Regions from separate parts of the Homo sapiens genome. Here region 1 is linked to region 2. A link is an interaction called in ENCODE POLR2A ChIA-PET data of the cell type or tissue named here. Cell type or tissue: Caco-2. All regions are shown on one strand.

What was found. ChIA-PET counts read pairs that join two places held together with the same protein. Peaks named below come from ENCODE experiments on the same cell type or tissue, not always from the same donor. Only the 100,000 strongest peaks of a DNase experiment are listed, where the experiment ranks them.
Region 1: POLR2A ChIA-PET joins it to region 2 with 10 read pairs; 2 of 35 experiments call an interaction of 5 or more read pairs at or near these places.

The regions. Positions count from the first base shown.
Region 1 is chr17:40,110,510-40,113,009 of GRCh38, reverse strand. No RefSeq gene overlaps it. Among named protein-coding and RNA genes, the nearest start is that of MSL1, 10 kb to the left of the region's middle. RefSeq lists an enhancer at 1,935-2,500. In Caco-2, a CTCF peak has its summit at 1,166; DNase peaks (open chromatin) are centred at 1,169 and 1,539; H3K4me3 peaks cover 258 bases.
Region 2 is chr17:39,401,413-39,403,912 of GRCh38, reverse strand. FBXL20 (F-box and leucine rich repeat protein 20) reads left to right here and starts at 2,287. Exons shown (of 15, transcript NM_032875.3): 1 at 2,287-2,500. RefSeq lists silencers at 1,138-1,302, 1,268-1,657, 1,908-1,987, 2,018-2,217, 2,248-2,500. In Caco-2, no CTCF peak of the experiment used is centred here; DNase peaks (open chromatin) are centred at 1,262, 1,752 and 2,242; H3K4me3 peaks cover 1,264 bases.

The sequences.
Region 1 (2,500 bases), 710 kb before region 2:
AGAGCACTCAGATCCTCCCATTCCAGACAAGAGCCAAGAATGCCCTAATTATGGGCTGGGTGATGGGAACAGGGCCTCCTCTGGGTGGGTGAGCTGCTTTTTGCTCACTACCACTACCCGCTTCCCCAGCAACACTCTAGTTGTCTCTTTAAGAGCTCGGACTCCTCAAGCTGACATAGTTTCCAAAATGGAATCTCTCCCTCTCTCAGCACTGGGGAACATTTTCCCTGGATGGGAAGAGCCCCAGGAGATCATGTTGGAGGAAGGAGGAGTAGGGCGGGGCAGCAAAAATTAGTCCAGTGGGAAGCCTTGGTACATGGAACAAGGGGGCTAACCAGGGAAAGTTAGAAAATAGGTCAAAGGAAGCCATGCAGAGGGAACTAGTTTCCTTGGAAAAATTTCTAAGCTTTGTCCATTTTTCACCTCACTCCTATCCCCTACAGGAGATGTGGGATTGGGGGATTGGGTAGGGAACTGGGGGTGAGGGAACATTCAAGGTTGGAGGCTGACTTGGGGAAGGAGTTGTGGGCAAGGCTCAGAGGAGGAAAACTAGGACTAAGTAGTGCAGGTAGGGAGGGGTAAATTTAAAATCAGAATTATTGTGGGGCCATTTCTCCCTCCAAGGTCATAGGGGTCATGGACAGTGAATGGTCCAGAAGCTACAAGCCGGGGAGCCCTAGGAGGGGGATCTCAGTAGCCAGGAAGCACACTACCCAGGGGCATGTTAAACAGTAATTTATGGAAGACAATGGAAGTAGTCCTGGGGCACCTATTTTTCCGTGTGTGTATTTCAACTTTTATTTTAGATTCAGGGGGTACATATGCAGGTTTGTTACAAGGGTATATTGTGTAATGGTGAAGTTTGGGGTATGACTGAACCTGTCACCCAGGTAGTGAGCATAGTACCAATAGGTAGTTTTTCAATCCTTGCTGGGGCACGTGTTTTCAAGGGAAACAGCCCAAAAGCGATCAAACTAGAATGTTGAGGACTCTAGCCAGGACATTTGCTCTCCTATAACTCAGCATCTGTCAGCGCTCCCATTACCAGGTGCTATTTCCAGAGTCCTGGGCTTAGGGAGAGGGAAAGGGAGGGGCGGAGGTGGAGAGGCAGAGGGAGACCCGATGGGCTCCTCCCCCAGCACAACTGCAATTCCAGCTTTTAGCCACTCAGGGGCTCCCAAGCTCAACCACAGCCCCTGCGTAAGGAGGGAGATTGAGTTAACAAGCCTCCAGAGGACACCTTGGGTCATCAGGGATGACCCTGAGCAGAAGGGTGACCCAGAAGTCATGTGCTCTGAAGCTGCAAGTCCTTCACAAGCCAATGAGTCCAGCCTCAACCTTTCTCTCTAAAAGGGACTCAGGGCACTGAGAACTCACTCCCCACCTCTTACCCTCACCCCCTTCTTTGTGGTCATTTCCTCCCCCGCGTGTTTCCTTCCCCTCCCCCATCCTCGTGGTGGGAACCATCCCCCAGCCTGTCAGAGTCCTGAGGAATGTTTTTGCCTTGACTGGGCGCCAAGCTGTGGACTTCCTGGGCTTTGGGGTGGGACTTGGCCAAGGGGAAGCCCTTTGGACCCAAGAGCCACTCAGTTCTGCACAGCCTGCCGGCTTTCTCTCTCTCTCTGCTAAGCAAAAGGCTCATCCATCACTTTGTGTCACGACTGCCTCATTTCCTCCCCCCACAATAGGATTTCCTTGCCAGGGCAAATCACACAATCTGGAAGCAGTGGTCATCCTAAACACTGTGGCTTATAGTGGGAGAGAGGGAAAGCACCTATTTCAGAAGCTGCCTTCTCTGTTCCAGAAGGCTGGTAGCTGGAAGGAGGGATTCAGTTGCCAGGGTCCTGAGGTAAGGACTTTGTAAATGGTAATTAATCTTGAGGGCTCCTTCTGGATCCTTCTCAGAACCATTGAGTCTAAAGAAATACAGGGTCTCTATATTATAGTTAAGCCTGGGAGTACGTGGATTTCTGCATATCTGACTTTTACCCAGCCTTCGTTTCCCTGAAATAAATCAGCTGAAATCCGAACTCATTCTTCCACATCATCTTTCCAGTCCCCTGCAGCAGACCAGTGTAGGTTCAGCAAGAACAGGGAGCAGGCAGAAACCACTCCCAAATCTCATTAATAGAGACTGGGCCTGTCAGGGACCACTGGCTCCTCTCCAAGGGGTCACTGCTCAGGTGTTTTTGCATTTGATCTCTTCTGATCTCTTGTCCATAAAAAGCCCTCAAATGACAAAGTGAGAACATAGTCCTATGGCATCCCCTGCCTCAGGGTCCAGTCCCTCAATGCCACTTTTGCAGCCTGTCTGCCTGATGTCATCATCTGTAGACCTGTGCCAGATTCCCAGGTTCCTATCTTGAAATCTCAGCCCCCGCACCCAGGGCCTAGGGGAGAGCCAATGTAGGTCACTGCAGTTGAGCCTGCAGGGCTGTCTGCTCCTTGAGCCCAGAGCCTTTCAGGCACAGAGAGAAAGCCTTGCAGAGAAGCAAAAGAA
Region 2 (2,500 bases):
CAGAGACGGGGTTTCACCATGTTGGCCAGGATGGTCTCAATCTCCTGACCTTATGATCCGCCCGCCTTGGCCTCCCAAAGTGCTGGGATTACAGGCGTGAGCCACCGCGCCCGGCCATCCCTTTGCCATTGTTACTCACCAAATGCATCAGTTTTTGCTGGGAGAAAACAGCTCTTAGATGAGACAGAATGAAAAGGCTTTTTTATTCCACTGGCTGAAGTCAAGCAAAAACATTAAAAGTACCTGGGACAGGAGGAGAAGACAGACCTGGGTTTGTGGGCCTGAGAATGAGTTTCTGAAGCTAGGTCCCTGGTTTTAGGAAGCCCCCTCTAGGATTAAAAAAAGCCGGGGGGTGGCGCGCTGGTCGTGGTGGCTCACATGAGGCCTGTAATCTCAGCACTGGGAGGAGGCTGGAGGATCACTTGGGCCCAGGAATTGCAGACTAGTCTGGGCAACATAGGGAGACCCCGTCTCTACAAAAGAAAAAAGATCCCAGCACTCTGGGAGGCCGAGGCGGGCGGATCACTTGTAGTCAGGTGTTCCTGACCAGCCTGGCCAACATGGCGAAACCTCGTCTCTACTTAGCCAGGTGCGGCGCGGCGCGCCTGTAATCCCAGCTACTTGGGAGGCTTGAACCCGGGAGGCAGAGGTTGCAGTAAACCGAGATCGTGCCACTGCACTCCAGCCTAAGCGACAGAGTTGAACCTCTGTCTCAAAAAAAAAAAAAAAAAAAAAAAGAAAAAGTTTGTACAGTGCTTTAAGAGTTGGGTAATATGTCCTCCAGCTAAAATATACCTGTTCTTAAAGATCTGCCGCACTTGTTGCTCTTGTTAATTTCTTAGACGCATAACAAGTCAGTCGCTAAAACCACTAATTAAAAGGGGTGTGAGGAAGACCAACTCATAACTGCTTTGGAAGCATACAATTAGCAGTGCTGCTGCTCCTGCCAGGTGTGCTGGAATTTATTATACAGTTTCTAATAGTTCACTCTTAGGACATAATTTTGTAGTTTGTTGCTCATAGAAGGGGCAACAAAACTACAAAATCCTGTGTTATTCCTTCGTGGAAATTCGGTCATAAATTCTGAGACCTTGAAGGCCAGAGTTGTTAAAACATAATATAATATGATGACACAGATCAGCTTCTATACAAGGAGCCCGGGAGTCTGATGAAGTGTTTCCATCGGGAAAACGCCCCCGCCTACTCGCTCACACACGCTTGTTTCTCCCGCCAAAGTGACGTCAGGCCGAAGCTCTCACCAAACAGCGCCCTGATTGGCGGACAGGCAGGCGCTGCAGCCCATTGGGCGCCGGCGGCGGCCGAGCAAGGAAAACCAAAGGCTCTTCGGTCTCGCCCGCCCCACCCCCACGGACGCGCGCCCCGACCCCGGCCAAAGGAAGGGTTGCCCGGCTCCAGCCCTGCACCCCCGACCCCCGGCCTCAGGTGCAGCTCCGCAGCCATCCCCGGACCAGGGCGGGCACTTGGCCTGTTGCTCAGCGCAACCACCCTCGCCCTCCCGAGCCATGCACAGGGAGACAAGCGTCCGGCCCCGGCCCCCCAGGCCTCCCTGCAGCACCCCGTAATGTAATGCACTGGGGCGGGGGAGGCGGGGGAGGCGGCGGCGGCGGCAACCGCGGAGGCGCGGCGGCAGCCGCACTGCCCCAATCTAGACACATCCAGAAGAGGAGGAAAATGGCTCCGAGCAGGGACCGCCTGCTGCACTTTGGGTTCAAGGCGACAGTGAGTGACAGGGGAAGGGAGCTGGGTGGCCGGGAAGGATGCGGGTGCCTTACAGGATCCTGGGGAACAAGTGACGAGGGGCGACGGGCGCGGGCAGAGGCTGAGGTTCTGTGCAGGCAGGTGCGTGCCTGTTTGCCCGCGGAGGGAGGAGAGGGGGACACGGGGCAGAAGAGGGGCCCCCGCGCAGAGTGCGGTACTGCTCTACTCTCCCTCGCTGGTCCGCGAGCACGCGCGCACTCGCATCCGCCCCACAGACCCCCTTTTCCACACGCACAGGCACTTCCCTGCCTCGCCTTCTCCCGATGGGCTCGTCTGCCTCGGAGGCGCAGGGGGTCGTGCCGCCGCCGCGCACCGGCTGCTCCCGGGAGCGCCGTCAGGGCCGGCCCCGTGTGGGGGAGGGGTGGTCTCGCGCCGCCGCCGCCGCGCTCCTCCCCTCCCGCCCCTCCCCCTCCCGGGCGCTCCGAGGCCCGGGCGGCTCTGTCCAATGAGCAGCGGCGTTGCTGGCAGGTGGGGAGTGTTTTTGTTTTGGGTTGAAGTTGAGGCTGAGGAGAGAGCCGAGCTAGCGACGAGCAGTCGTTGCGGCCGCCGGCGCCGCGGGAGGTGGTGGAGGCCTAGCCGGAGCCGAGAGGTCTCTTGTTCCCGTCCCACGGTCCCGGCGTCACCCCTCCGGCGCCCAGTCCCCGTCCCGGAACTCCCGGGCCTGTCCTGGGCCCCCGGTCTGTGCACTCCGCTCGCCGCAGCGCCCGGCCCGGGCCGCACC